2 separate regions of the Homo sapiens genome follow, and region 2 is linked to region 1. The links are chromatin contacts, found by Hi-C or POLR2A ChIA-PET in ENCODE. All regions are on one chromosome and are shown on one strand. Each heading gives the region's core, a stretch centred on a gene start or an enhancer-like site at or near the end of the contact. The rest is flanking DNA. Distances are from core to core; before and after follow the strand shown.

Region 1 (7,749 bases), core at 1,934-4,433:
CACCCATCATAAATGCTATGAGCCAGCCAGGGGGCAGGTGTGTCATGGGTCTTGCAGCATCCTTTGTCCAAGGCTTGTGCATCGCGTTCCAGGCATCAGCACACGAGGACCACTGCAGATTAGCTGAACCACTTATAGTTCCTGATCATTCTTGCCCTTGATACTGTTTCTTAGGGGGATGAGACAAGGCATAATGGGAGTTGAAAAAACTCAACCAAGTTTTAAGCATGTATTTTCTAATACTTAAGGGAGTGGCTTCTTTTCCTTTTTTGTCAGCTGCTATTTATAATTGCACACTAATAAGTTTTCAGGTTTACCTCCCAGGTTTCTCTCACTCTGGAGTCCAAGGATGTTTCCTTAATTTTCAGGTTTGAAACATTTTTCTTTTTTTTTCTTTCTTTTTTTTTTTTTTTTTTTTTTTTTTGAGATGGAGTCTCGCTCTGTCACCCGGGCTGGAGTGCAGTGGTGTGATCTCGGCTCACTGCAAGCTCAGCCTCCCAGGTTCACGCCATTCTCCTACCTCAGCCTCCCAAGTAGCTGGGACTACAGGCACACGCCACCACACCCAGCTAATTTTTTTGTATTTTTAGTAGAGACAGGTTTCACCAAGTTAGCCAGGATGGTCTCGATCTTCTGACTTCGTGATCCACCTGCCTTAGCCTCCCAAAGTGCTGGGATTACAGGCGTGAGCCACCGCACCCAGCCTGGTTTGAAACATTTTTCTAAAAGATCAGTAAATATGGCTTCTCCTTTAGTCTGAATCAAATGCTTTTGTGGCCTTCTCAAGGGCCTAGCTTTCTACACCTCTTTCTTACTGATGGGCTGGAATTTGTGGGAAGTTTTATGGCTGACTTATGAATTTAAGATTTCTGCTCCTTCAGTAACTAGTAGACTTATTTCTTTGAGGCCTGTTCATTCCCTTCACCCCTGCCAGTCACAGGTTCTTGTTCAGTCACTGTGGACACCCTGTTTTCCTGACGGGGCTGACCGGGAGACAGGGGTGGGCAGCTGTAAGACAAATCCTAGCCCCAAGGAGTCTGCATCTTCAGCTTCCCAGATGCCCTTTTTGAATTCACCATTGAACTATGGCCATCCATCTGTTGTTAGCACTACAGGTTGAGTCTGTTGACTCTGATTAGAAGATACCGATATTGCTATGGATTTATTAGTAACTTCACACTGGAGTGTAAACACAGAAGGGAGAGTTTTTTGGGACTTAGTGGTTCACAGACTCCTACATCCTGCCTGGCCTAGTTCTATATCTAAAAAAGTTGTTGTGTAAGCCCCTTACATTTTTTTTTTTTTTAATTTTCTCCTTCCAATATTTGCAGCTTTTAGTCCGTGACGATCAACTTATCGCAGAGCATACGCTGGTTCTGTCATGGTCCCAGCTTTGGTTTCATGACATGTATAATCATATATAATGAATTTGCTTCTTAGAGTCAAACCTTTTTTTCCCTCCTTTTCCTTTCATGGTGTTTAATTCTTAAATAATGACTGTTTTTGCTTTGTTCTAAGGAAAGAAAGAAAGATTATAGAGTTTTCACCATACGCTTATGGCCAGAGGGGTGGTGGGCTCTTCTTCCAAACAGGACTCTGCCTTGGCGTTCCCATGGGATGGTAGTTAAGGTTGGATTTTAACGTCAGAAACACCTAGCTCTGCCATTTACTTGTGTGACCTTGGGAACATTACCTAACTTTTCTGAAGCTTGGTGTTCTTTTATTTTATACCTACTTTATAAGGTTATAATAAGGATTAAATAGTACATGGTCCAGGTGCAGTGGCTCACACCTATAATCCCGGTGCTTTGGTAGGCCAAAGCAGGAGAATAGCTTGAATTCAGGAGTTAAAGACCAGTCTGGGCAACAAAGCAAGACCTCATCTCTACAAAAATTTAAAAATTAGCCAGGTGTGCTGGTGTGCACTTGTGATCCCAGCTACTTGGGAGGCTGAGACAAGAGGATTGATTGGGCCCAGGAGTTTGAGGCTGCAGTGGGCCATGATCACGCTGCTGCACTCCAGCCTGGGTGACAGAGTAAGATCTCATTTCTAAAAATAAATAAATAAATAAATAAAATTTAAATTATATATATAACATTTTTAGTCCAATGCCTGGCATATAATAAGTTCTCAATAAATGGTGTTTACTATTAGCATTACTATTTTTAGTAGAGATTGACATTAGAGGTGGGATGATGACTCTCCCTGGGGATTCTCCTATAGATTGTTCAAGACCTTCAGTTGGGTTTCTAGCAAAGGTTGGGAATGAATATCTTAGAGCTATGATGTCTCTAATTTTTTTTTCTTTATCTGCTTTTCAAAGGTTTTAATTTTTCATCCTCTGGAAGAGAAGATGTAGATGTGAGAACATTAGGAAATGGTAAGACTGCAACAGCATCACCTGATTAGAACTAACTTTCTGATTATCATCCTTTCTAGACAGCAGGCTTAGCATAGTCACTCAGTGAAAAACAAAGTGAGCAAGGCCCAGAGCTTCTCCAAGGGAGGAAGCTTTGTGGATTATGGAGGCCCCTTTATGAATTATATGAAATACACCTTAACAGGAATCATTTCTTCAGAGGCCATCCTGATTGCATACCTATAGGTTATAAGGGACTTGCATGTGCATTAACAAAGAGGTGCTTGATTTTTTTTCCAAAAGTTTGATTATTAATTTTTTCATTTAATAACATTTCAGAAGGACCAGTACAGTTTTCAGAATGTACATCTTCATTTAAAAAGTGATTCTGCTGTCTTAACCTTCATGTCTCTCATTTTACCCTATTGCATTACCAGAAAGATGATGACATTTAATCCTGAACTGTTTGAGGCTTATAGTTCCTTCCTCTCATGGAACCAAAGCTTTTCCATTTCACTAGTGGATCAGGCTAGAAGGATGGATTTCAACAGGGCATTGCTGCATGTGACAACTTTACATTAGTGTAACTAAGTTAATTAGTGGTTATTTAAACTGTGTTTTGTAATTAACACAGGCTTGTTCATGGGCCTTTGGGGAAGCAGTCATTTTCACATATTGCCTGTGCTGGGGTTTAGCAGCCCTGCAAAAAGCCCCTTGATTCTTCTCACACATTCTTCCCTCCCTCAGATGTAGTCATGTCACTAAACTTTCAGTCCTCTAGAGCTCAACCCACTTTTCACACCTCCTAACCCTCTTGCATTAGCCCAAATGTTAACTCCATCAACACGTTTCTGTTTCATGACGGGGTGTGTGCTGCCAGGAAGGCCCTTTGCAATTGAGCTGGTGAATCCTCATAGAGTACATTTCACTTCACAAGAAATTAAGGAACTTCAGCAGGTAAACCACTTCATGCCATGGAAATCGTCATGTTTCTGCAATTCTGTAACTGAGCTAGACTTGCTAATTGTTTTTCTTTTTCTGCTACTACAGAAAATTAATAACTCATCTAACAAAATCCAAGTACGTGACTTGCAGCTTGTCACAAGGTAAGAGTAGGCTCATTGGAGATGATTTCAAAAGGGACGTTTTAGTTGCAGGTCACATATCTTGATAAGGGAATTGCATCCAGAATATATAAAGAACTCTTAACAACACAACTACAAATGGGGAAATGATTAAGTAGACATTTCTCCAAGGAGGATATAGGAATAGCCAATTAACATATGAAAAAATGCTCAACATAATTAGTCATTGGGGAAATGCAAATCTTAACCACTTCTAGATATTATATATACAAGAGAAATGAAAACAAACATCCACACAAAGACTTGTACATGAATATTTATAATAGCATTATTCACAATAGCAAAGAAGTGGAAAACTACCCAAGTGTCTATGAATAAACAAAATGTGATATATCCATACAATGGAATATTATTTGGTAATGAAAAGGAATGAAGTCCTGACACATGCTGCAAGCTGGGTGAGCCTTGAAAACATTATGAAATGAAAGGAGCCAGTCACCAAGCACCACGTACTGTATGATTTCATTATGTGAAATGTTCAGAATAGGTAAATCTATAGAGATACAAAGTCAGTTAATGGTTGTCTAGGGCTGGGGGAGAATAATAATGAGAAGTGACACTAATGGGTACAAAGTTTCTTTTTCAGGGTGATGAAAGTATTCTAAAACTAGATTGTGGTAATAGCTGCACAACTCTGAAAACATACTAAAAATCATTGAATTGTACAGTTAAAACTGGGAAATTATATGTAAACTGTTTTTAAAGAAAGGCTAATTCAGGGCAAGGTTTTTTTGTATTTTGTTTATTTGGACAAACTTCTAAAAATTGTTTTTGTTTAGAGAGGCAATAGGACATATGAAAGAAGGTGAAGAAGAAAAGACAAAGACCTACAGTGCCTTAATTTGGACAAATAAAGCGATACAGAAGAAAGACATTGAATTCCTAAATGACATAAAGGTAGTTTAAGTGTGCTTATTCTTTTTATTTCATTTTTCTGTTGCCTATCAAAGATCCCATTGTCTTCTAATTTATTACTAGCAAGTCACAGGGCATGGGCTTTGGGGTCAGCAAGACCTGGGTTCCAAGCCTGGTTCTGCCACTGACTAGCTGAAGGACTGGGCAGTTCATCTAACCCCCTGGAGCGGCAGCGTGGCCAGTGGGGAAGACCCCCACTCTGAAGACAGTTTGCCTGGGTGCAAATGCTGGATCTGCATTTCTGAGCTGTGTGACTTTGGACAAGTTACTTAACCTCTTTCTGCTTCAATTTCTTCATCTATAAAATTAGTTAAAATAATTAAATGAGTTTAATTAGATAAAGCACTTAGAACAGTACCTGGCACATAGGAAACACTTGGCAATGCTATTATTATCTTTGGTCATTTGTCAAAAATAAATATAAAATAGCACTTATCTAATAGAACTGATGCTGAGATTAAATACATGAATAAAACACATGACAATATATGTAAAGCACATGCATTTTGCCACATGTGACATTTTCCTATACCTGAGCATGTCATGGTAGAGTGCCTGTTCATGTGCATACTTCTTGCCATCTGCCCCCACCTCTTCTTATAAAAATAGTTTACTTTCTTTTTTTCTTTTTTTTTTTTTTTTTTGAGACAGAGTCTTGCTCTTGTCGCCCAGGCTGGAGTGCAATGGCACAATCTCAGCTCACTGCAACCTCCGCCTCCTGGGTTCAAGCGATTCTCCTGCCTCAGCCTCCTGGGTAGCGGAGATTATAGGCGCCCACCACCACACCTGGTTAATTTTTGTATTTTTAGTAGAGATGGGGTTTTGCCATGTTGGCCTGGCTGGTCTCAAACTCCTGACCTTGTCATCCGCCTGCCCCAGCCTCCCAAAGTGCTGGGACTACAGGCATGAGGCACCGTGCCCGGCCAAAAATAGTTTACTTTCAAATGCAAGGAATGAGCATACATGGGCACAGAGATGCATATAGTTACCACATTGTTTAAATAGGCAATATTTTGCAACAACCTAGATGACCTACTAGAAGGAACTGGTTTAATATTAATGGCTTATCTGTATAATGGACCACTACTATTCAGCCATTGAAAATTATGTGGTAGATAAATATTTATTGACACAGGAAAAGGTTTCTGGTAAGTGCTAAGGAAAAAAATAAAAGTATAGACTCTATAGAGGATGATATGTTTTAATTTAAGCCAGTGGTTCCCAACCCCCTGGTGGTACCAGCTGGTGACCTGTTAGGAATCTAGCCACATAGCAGAAAATGAGCAGCAGATGAGACAGCAAAGCTTCATCTATATTTACAGCTGCTCCCTATCACTCACATTACCACCTGAGCTCTGTCTTCTGTTCCCTCAGTGGTGGCATTAGATTCTTATAAAAGCACGAACCCTCGTGGAAATGACACGTGCGAGGGATCTAGGTTGCATGCTCCTTATGAAAATCTAATGCCTGATGATCCGTCACTGGGTCCCTCATCATCCCCAGATTGGACCCTCTAGTTGCAGGAAAACAAGCTCAGGGCTCCCACTGAATCTACATTATGGTGAGCTGTAAAATTATTTCATTATATATTACAGTGTAATAATGATAGAAATAAAGTGCACAATAAATGTAATGAGCTTGAATCATCCCAAAACCATCCCCTCCTTCCTCAGTTCATGGAAAAATTGTCTTCCCAGAAACTGGTCCCTGGTGCCAAAAAGGTTGGGGACTGCTGATTTAAGCACACACAAACGCATATATATGTATATGTATACACATATAGAGGATTGTGTAGAAAACAAATTGTATGGCAAAAGATACGATAAATAGGATTTATACTTATCATGAAAAATATGAACACAGAACAAATAAAAATAGACAAAGGATATGAACCAGTTAGCTGCAAAAAGAACAGTGGCCAAGAATCATTTGAAAAGGTTGACGTAACACTAAGACATCACTTTATTCCCCTTAGACTAATAATACCTATCAGTGGGTTGGAGTGGAGGAGAGTTCTCAGTAGAAATGTAGTATTTCAGCCTTTTTCAAAAACAACATGGTAATGACTGCAAAAATTTAAAATATACTGAACTGTCCTGTAGAAATAAAACTCCAGTGCATAAGAATATGTACATGGTGTTTAAGGGCTTTAAGTGGCAAAATCAACAACAAAAAGACTGGGAACAAAATCAGCGTCCCTCAATAAGGAAATGGTAGAGTAAACTGGGATATTATACAGCTATTAAAAAAAACAAAATCAGGCCGGGCATGGTGGCTTACACCTGTAATCCCAGCACTTCAGGAGGCTGAGGTGGTTGGATCACTTGAGGCCAGGAGTTTGAGACCAGCCTGGCCTACATGGTGAAACCCCGTATCTACTGAAAATACAAAAAATTAGCCAGGTGTGGTGGCGCATGCCTGTAGTCCCAGCTACTTGGGAAGATGAGGCATGAGAATAGCTTGAACCCAGAGGTCAGAGGTTGCAGTGAGCTGAGATCGCGCCACAGCACTCCAGCCTGGGGGACAGAGTGAGACTCTGTCTCAAAACAAAAGCAAAAACAAAACCCAGCATATGACCCTATTTAATTTACATGTTAGTATGTACATATGTGCCTAAAAATGCTGGGAAAAAAGATAGACGTATGTCTATATCTATGACTCATAGGAGCACTTATGACATGAGAAAAAAAGCAAAGTGCAGAATAATGTTTATAGTGTGAATATTTTGGTAAAAACACACAAATCATTCACCTGCTTAAAGAAAGTCATTTATAAAATGAGGAGATGGACTAGATCATCTCCAATGGCCTCTCCAGTTCTTAGATCTGTGATTCTATAGCTAAGACCCTTTGGCTTTTGGCCATACTATGTAAGGTTCTTTGGATGGTAGTTATAATATAGACAGATATCTTTAAGATTGCAAAATGAATTTTTAAATTTCTTTATGCCTTTCACATGGGTCGTACAAGTCATTGAGAATGCCATGGGAAAAATAAACTCATTAAAAAAATAGGTTCATAGTTTGAGGGTAGCCATAGAGATAATTCAGAAACAATGCTGAGGCCAGGGGCAGTGGCTCACGTCTGTAATCCCAACACTTTGGGAAGCCAAGGCAGGAGGATTGCTTGAGCCCAGGAGGTCGAGGCCACAGTGAGCCATCATGGCGCCATTGCACTCCAGCCTGGGCTGAAAGATGATTTTCATAGGTACAGACTAAGTGGTGAAAGGGTCTTTTTTAATGGTCCATAGCCTAAGTAGACTGATGCAACTAGTTGATTTCAAATAATGTTTTTAGTTTTCCAGTTGGCATAAAAATTATAAAAACTGAC
Region 2 (7,749 bases), core at 1,691-4,190, 39 kb before region 1:
TTGCCTTTTCCTTGGCCTGAACCCAGCTAAGTATAATGGAGGAGGAAGCAAGGAAGAAAAGAAGTTGCTGTGGCTCATCTAGCAGTGTAGGTAATTGAGGGAGATCAGGTGCATTCAGAACATGAGGTAGCCTCAAAGATTTGAAGTTTCTTTTAAAAATGTGTATGGTCTTATTCTTGTGAATTGTCACATTTGGCCTCTTTAAAATTTACAATAAGAAATGGTAATGTAACAGAATAAAAAAAAATACAAGATGAAACACATCCTTTTTCTTTAAAATGATTTCCCTGTGAAATTGAACGTATTAGCACATTGCTACCTTCTAACTGTAGAGATCTTTATTAAACTATTTTTCCTCCATTAATTTTTAGGACCGTGTGGCGTAGTTAAGTTGCTGAAAAGGGGAACTTCTAATTCAGACTCTTGCCTATTTCAGGTCTAGGTTTTTCTTGTTGCGTAGAACTGTCCTTTTTTCTGATACCACCACTGTGTTTTAGACCTAATAATTCTAGCTTACTAAGATATGATTGTTTTTGAAAAATTATTCATAATAATAACAAATATATATGTATGTATGCATATGTATAAAGCAATCATTTATATGTAAAACAGCCACACCACCATAATGTGTAGTTATTTTTTAGGAGGAGCAAGATAAAACCCCTTTCTTAGGAAAACAAGCCACCAACAGTTATTGAATATCTTCATGGCAGAGTGTGTTGCATGTGCTCTTTCATTTAATAATCACAACCCCTTAAAGTAGGTGGTGTTATCATCTCCATTTTACAGATGATGAAATTGAAGCTGAAGGTCACATTGCTGATAAATAGCAGAGCTAGGATTTGAACTCTGATCTATTAAACTCCAAAGTTTACGCTTTTTTTTTGAGACAGAGTTTCACTCTGTCACCCAGGCTGGAGTGCAGTGGTGTGATCTTGGCTTACTGCAATTTCCACCTCCCGGGTTCTAGCGATTCTCCTGCCTCAGGCTCCCAGGTAGCTGGGACTACAGACGCTCGTCACCTTGCCCGGCTGATTTTTTGTATTTTTAGTAGAGACAGGGTTTTGCCTTGTTGGCCAGGCTGGTCTCAAACTCCTGACCTCAGGTGATCCGCCTGCTTCAGCCTCCCAAAATGCTGGGATTATAGGCGTGAGCCACTGCACCCGGCCTTGGTCAGATTTCAAAAGGGTTATTGTCTTTCTGTGTTATAAGTGGGACTTAGCCTAGGTTTTGACTTTAGTATTTTCTTTCTCCAAATGGTCCAGTATCTTCAAGGTTAGGGAAAGGATTCTTGGTAAAAATATGAAACCAGAACTCTCATAATTATTTAACAAGTGTGATCATTTAAAAAGAGTAATGGTAAACCACCAGTTTATTTTGTGATTCTCTAAAATGATAACTCTGGAAATAAAATTTAAATTACAATTTTAGCACTTTCCCATCACATTTATGTTCAGGTTTTGTTATCAGATGACTGGAATAGGTGCAAAGATGTTTTGAGTCAAATATTTTATTACAGCACCTATCTTAAAATTCAGGAATTTCAAGTCATTTTTGTGAGGAGCTATTTTTGACTTCCTTTTTTTTTTTTGCTCTGAGGAAGATTGATGCATGTATGTGTGATGATGAATTATGATGGTGAAGTCCCTTAATTGGAGGTGGAAGTCCCAATGAAGTTTTTAGCCACATCCTTTGTCATGGATATGTCCAAATGTCCAAGAAGAGGGGGCTAGGTGGCAAGTGCTACCTTGAAGTCAGACACATCCAAACTCATTGTCAGAAACCTCTTTCTTAAGGAATAGTACTACTACTTTCTTCCCTCCAAGCAGAAGGAAGGACCAGCAAAATAGTCTTTGGCCAGGTTTGTCAGTTACGAAGTGTCGATCTGGCCGGGCGCGGTGGCTCACGCCTGTAATCCCAGCACTGTGGGAGGCCGAGGCAGGCAGATCACGAGGTCAGGAGATCGAGACCATCCTGGCTAACAGGGTGAAACCCCATCTCTACTAAAAATACAAAAAATTTGCCAGGCTTGGTGGCAGGCGCCTGTAGTCCCAGCTACTCGGGAGGCTGAGAAAGGAGAATGGCGTGAACATGGGAGGCGGAACTTGCAGTGAGCCGAGATCGCGCCACTGCACTCCAGACTGGGCAACAGAGCAAGACTCCATCTCAAAAAAAAAAGTGTCAATCAATTGCAGTGCTACAGCTGCTCCTCCTTTTTAAAATTAGGTTTTACTGCTCCAAATATTGAAAGTTATTTTTACAAATCTTCCCTTTTAAATAAAACTGAATATATTTTTCCTCACTGATATTAATACAGGATCAATACTAGTGGAATCTGTTTTCTAGACTAGATACCATTCAAGGCCCCAGGTGGAAATGTTTAGCTGGGAATTTTGTCTTAAAAAACTGAGTATCTTTCTCCTTGCCATTATGTTTATTATGCAAAGTTATCCAGTTTTTCTTAATGTAATACATATTTTCCAGTCAATTTGGACCTTTCTTTTTTTCTTTTTTTTTTTGAGACAGAGTCTCACCCTGTCTCCCAGGCTGGAGTGCAGTGGCATGATCTCAGCTCACTGCAACGTCCACCTCACGGGTTCAAGTGATTCTTCTGCCTCAGCCTGTCAAGTAGCGGGGACTGCAGCCATGTGCCGCCACACCTGGCTAATTTTTTTGTATTCTTAGTAGAGATGGGGTTTCACCATGTTGGCCAGGATGGTGTCAATCTCCTGACCTTGTGGTCTGCCTGCCTCAGCCTTCCAAAGTCCTCGGATTACAGGTGTGAGCCACTGCGCCTGGCCTGGACACTTTCATAATTTATAAAACTCTGATGTAAAAAACCCTAGTTGAGCACTGGATTGACATTTCACAGGGCTACTTCCTTTTTATTGTGTGTAGCTTTTGGTTTCACAATTAGTGCGTCAGAGATCAGCTGGATATATGGCAGTCTCCAGAGCCAGGGCAAGAGTGCTCAGCACGTACTTGCAGAGGGCTAGTTTTTTATCTTTAAAAATTAAATCCATGGCAAATTAAAGAGCCATATATCGTATTCATTAAATTATAATTTGAAAGCTACTTGTGTAAGTAAATGTTGCGGTATCGAGTATGATCAAAACCTTTGATTCTTTTTTCTGGTGGAATCTAAGTTTCTCTCTAAACTGGTTGTTAAAATGTTATTGCCAGTAGCTGAGTAAAGATAATGTGAGGGGAACTAACTTGTGTGGGGAAAAAATAAAATGGATTTTATTTAAATGTGGTCATGAGCCATATAAAAGGAAATGAAATAATAAAATAGATGCAAAGGTATTAACATAAATAGCCCTTTTAGTCTTATATTAAGAAGCATAATATGAAGTGATTTCTATTTAGAATTTAGTTCACATCCAGGATTTAAATTTTCTGTGAGGCTGGGGTGTTATGATGTGTATTGATTATCTGATATTCCTTTAGTATTATCACTAGAAATTCATATTAGAAATCGTGAGTTGGTGATTTTAGTGAGACTTTCATATTCTGAAAGCATCACAGAAATTCATGACCTGTTGTGGAGTGGGCATGTGCACTCATGCCCTATTGAGTAAATCAGTAGCTAGTCATGAATGCTAAATTTGTATTCCAAAACATTTTTTTTTAAATGTAGACATGTATTAAGGTACTTCTGGCTGCGTATAGTGGCTTATGCCTATAATCCCAGCACTTTGGGAGGCTAAGACAGGGGAATCACTTGAGGCTAGAAGTTCACGACCAGCTTGGTCAACATGGCGAAAACCCGTCTCTACTAAAAATGTAATGTAAAAATTAGCTGGGTGTGGTGGCAGGCACCTGTAGTCCCAGCTACTTGGAAGCTGAGGCAGGAGAATCGCTTGAACCCAGGAAGTGGAGGTTGCAGTTAGCTGAGATCGCACCACTATACTCCAGCCTGGGTGACAGAGCGAAACCCTGTCTCAAAAAAAAAAAAAAAAAGTGCTTCTGTTGAGTAACATTCAATCTGCAACTTGTTTCTTAGGTGGCATGCAGCAACTGATATTTCAGTTACTGCTTTATTGGTCTGGCCCCAGGGAGGTGTCCCCTACCACGTTAAATTGGAGGTCATATGGTCTGTGCACAATGACTTTTCCCCTCCAATTTTCGTAATATTTATTTCTTTTTCTTGCTTTGTTGCATTGGCTAAGATCGCTAGTACATTGTTAAACAGAATTAGGGATAATGAGAATTCTTTTGGATTATTTTTCTGTTTGAATTCTACCCCCTCACACATATCATTATCTTAGAAGTTATGCATTTACAGTTTTTCCTTTACTCTTAAAAGTACTAATTAAATTGGTACTCCCATTTCTACAAAAAATAAAAAATTAGCTGGACATGGTGGTGCATGCCTGTAGTCCCAGCTATTCAAGAGGCTGAGATAGGAGGATTGTTTGAGCCCAGGAAGTTGAGGCTGCAGTGAGCCAAGATTGAGCCATTGCACTCCATCCTGGATGACAGAGTGAGACTCTCTCTCTCAAATAAAAATAAATACTTTTATCTTTCCCAGAGAATGCAAAGACCTTGGAATACTTGGATTCCTTGTATCTCTTAATTTACATTTCATTGTGTGTGTTTTAATTTGACACATGTTTAAATCTCATGTGACATTATTTTATACAAGTAATATTCTATACAATCAGTCAATATTCACAGATTTACCTACATATTCATCTTGTGTATTACCCTTTATTTCAGCTGTCATCTGGGATTATATTCTTCTGCATGAAGAATATCCTTTAGTTTAGTTTTTGTTTTTTAAAGTATAGGTCAGGCCAGGTGCAGGGACTCATGCCTGTAATCCCAGCATTTTAGGAGACTGAGGCAGGAGGATTGCCTGAGCCCAGGAGTTTGAGACCAGCCTGGGCAACATAGAGAGACTCCGTCTCTACAAAAAAATAAAATGTTAGGCCAGGCATGGTTGTTCACACCTGTAATTTCAGCACTTTAGGGGGCCAACTCAGGATCATTTGAGCCCAGGAGTTCAAGACCAGCCTGGGCAGCATAACAAGACCTCATGTCAACAAAAAATGAAGAAAGTTATCTGGGCTTGGTGGTGTGCACCTGTAGTCCCAGCTACTCAGGAGGCTGAGGTGGGAGGATTGCTTGAACCCAGACGTGGAGGCTGCAGTGAGCTGAGATTATGCCACTGCACTCCAGCCTGGACAACAGAGTGAGACCCTGTCTCAAAAGAAAAGAAAAGAAAAGAAAATTTGGACATTGATTATGAAAAATATAATTTGAAACTAAAATAATGTTCTCCTCCAGAGAGGATTTTTGTTTTCTTCTGAGTTCTAGCTAGGGGCATTAGCAATTCTGAATTACCTTAATCCAGCCACAGGGATTGCAATTACCTTAATCCAGCTACAGGGATTGCAGTGATTTGAAGTTGATCTTTAACACCTTTAAGGACTGTTCTCGTCCCCATTTACCCCTGCTTCTAGGGTGTCATGCTTCATGGTTTCAGCCAAAACATAGGGCTTATCAGGATTCCCTCTCTCTCTTCTGACAACAGATGCCCCTTAGGGAAAAGCTGCTCAAAACACCTGGCTCATCTTTGGTTCCCTTCTTCTGAATTTTGGCCCTGTAACTCTTCACTACCTTGTTAACTTTCTGATGTCTTCATGCAATTTTTTTTTAGTTGTCCAGCTTTTCTAGTTGTCCTCAGGAGGGTTGATCCACTATTAACAAATTTTCTCAACTTTGTTTTCCAATCTTGTTTAGCTTTTCATAAATAGTAATACTATGTTTTTAATTCCAAGACCTTTTCTGTTTTCTAGGTTTTTTTTCCCGTGCGTGCGTGTGAGTATGTGTATGGGTGTTTTAGAAAAATAGGATCCTATTCTTGTTAAACACAATATTTTATCTTTCTGAGAATATCAATATGTGTTGCTATTGTGTAATTTTTTTGTCTCTAGTTTCTTAAAGTTACTTTTTTCAGTTTATTTTGGTACCTTCTATGTCAAGTTGCCTGCTTATTGTTGGTGAGTTGGTCATATTGAAGAGTACAGAATAAGAAGCAGTTGAGCCTGGGCGTGGTGGCTCATGCCTGTAATCTTAGCACTTTGGGAGGCCGAGGCGGATGGATCACTTTAAGTCAGGAGTTCGAGACCAGCCTGGCCAACATGGTGAAAGCCCATCTCTACTAAAAATATATTTTTAAAAATTAGCCGGGCATGGTGGTGGGTGCCTGTAGTCCCAGCTACTTGGGAGGCTGAGGCAGGAGAATAGCTTGAGCTCAGGAGGAGGAGGTTGCAGTGAGCTGAGATTGCACTTGGGCAACAAGAGTGAAACTCTGTCTCAGAAAAAAAAAAAGAATAAGCAGTTGGAAGCTAGATATGTGAATAAAGAGGGAAGATTCACTGTGAGCTTTACCGAATACTGAGCTATCTGTCTTCATTTAGGTCTTGGGCAGGTGACATTTCTTTATAGAGATGCAGTCTCCTATCTAGCAATCTGCCAAGGTCCAAAAACGGGTGGGGCCTGGGGTTATGTGTGTATGTCATCATCTTTCTGCCTATGTTTACTCAGTGAAGTATTAATGCCCTTAAATGTGACTCAAAAGACTCAATCAAAAGACCTTCATTTTACCATCTCCAGGAAATAAAACTCTGTTCTTTTACTAGGGTTAGAGAGGGACATTCACCTGGCTGCATGGAGTGGGGTAGGGGATCTGAGAATCTGCCTCTTTTGCAAACAGTCAATTTTCTTTATTCCTACCCTTTACCTTCCACCACCACTTCCAGAATTCCTTGGTGCTGCTTATTTCCAGAATTCCTTGGTGCTGCTTAACTCCTGTTTTTATTGTGGAGTATTCATTTCTTCTGCTGCCAATTTAGGATTCAACTTTTGGGATGTCTGCTAAGTCCTTTACCACTGTTCAATCTGCTTTCTAGCTTTCAAATTGTTGCTATTCCCTGCACTCCTACTGTCCCCATCCTAGTGGATTTTATGCAGTTTTAACAAACCTCTGTACTGCTGTTTTAGGGGCTTAACAAAAGCGCATGCCTGGCCAGGTGGTGGGGCTCATGCCTGTAATCCCAGCACTTTGAGAAGCCAAGGCAGGTGGATCACCTGAGGTCAGGAGTTTGAGACCAGCCTGGCCAACCTGGCAAAACCCCGTCTCTACTAAAAAAAAAAAAAAAAAAATTAACCCGGTATGGTGGCGCGCACTTGTAATCCCAGCTATTCGGGAGGCTGAGGCAGGAGAATCACCTGAACCCAGGAGGCAGAGGTTGCAGTGAGCCGAGATTGCACCGTTGCACTCCAGCCTGGGCTACAGAGCAAGACTCCATCTCAAAAAACAAACAAACAAAAACCGCATCCTCAAATTTGATCTTCCCTTTTTACCAAGAAGGCCAGTTATATTTGTTTACTTTTAAGATAAAATTTTTGCATTTGTCTAATTTTAATTTGTATTATAGTTACATTATTTGTATTTACTGCATTAAGCAAATTACTAAGACCAAAGTGTACTATATTGTTTTTTTTTCATCTGTAAGATCAGAAATACTTTCTTACACTAAAGCAACCCTAATGGAAATCTACCAATCTAGTTTTTATTTTACAAACTAATTACAGGGAGGACTATGAGGAGAAAACATGTCAAAATTTTATTTATAGTAGTTTATATTCTTTTTGGCAATTAATATTAGAATTTACACCTAACAGTGACCCTTAGAATGTTTGCAGATTTTAAGGTTATGTAATGGAGGAGTAGTTGGC

The links. A loop is a pair of places that touch in the nucleus more often than their neighbours do. ChIA-PET counts read pairs that join two places held with the same protein, here RNA polymerase II (POLR2A). Pooled maps may share reads with other maps.
Region 2: a loop to region 1 is called in a map of natural killer cell, with 4 times the contacts of the local background. The contact joins two enhancer-like sites. A Hi-C loop is called at or near these places in 4 of 168 maps with a recorded cell type or tissue (B cell, GM12878, naive thymus-derived CD4-positive, alpha-beta T cell and 1 more), 13 of 37 single-sample maps with no recorded cell type and 10 of 50 pooled maps. POLR2A ChIA-PET finds 5 or more read pairs at or near these places in 17 of 52 experiments (A549, B cell, BJ and 13 more).

What each region holds. Positions count from the first base shown.
Region 1 is chr2:60,949,650-60,957,398 of GRCh38, reverse strand. It overlaps PUS10 (pseudouridine synthase 10), which reads left to right. Exons shown (of 18, transcript NM_144709.4): 12 at 2,325-2,381; 13 at 3,241-3,317; 14 at 3,411-3,466; 15 at 4,285-4,402. Among named protein-coding and RNA genes, the nearest start is that of PEX13, 64 kb to the left of the region's middle. Within about 2 kb of position 3,183, at least 2 of the 41 ENCODE cell types and tissues checked have a DNase peak (open chromatin) inside an H3K27ac peak, as active enhancers do; they include CD8-positive, alpha-beta T cell and natural killer cell, where a contact is called at or near this core.
Region 2 is chr2:60,988,227-60,995,975 of GRCh38, reverse strand. All of the region lies in intron 4 of PUS10 (pseudouridine synthase 10), which reads left to right. Among named protein-coding and RNA genes, the nearest start is that of PEX13, 26 kb to the left of the region's middle. RefSeq lists an enhancer at 2,681-3,030. Within about 2 kb of position 2,940, at least 5 of the 41 ENCODE cell types and tissues checked have a DNase peak (open chromatin) inside an H3K27ac peak, as active enhancers do; they include CD8-positive, alpha-beta T cell and natural killer cell, where a contact is called at or near this core.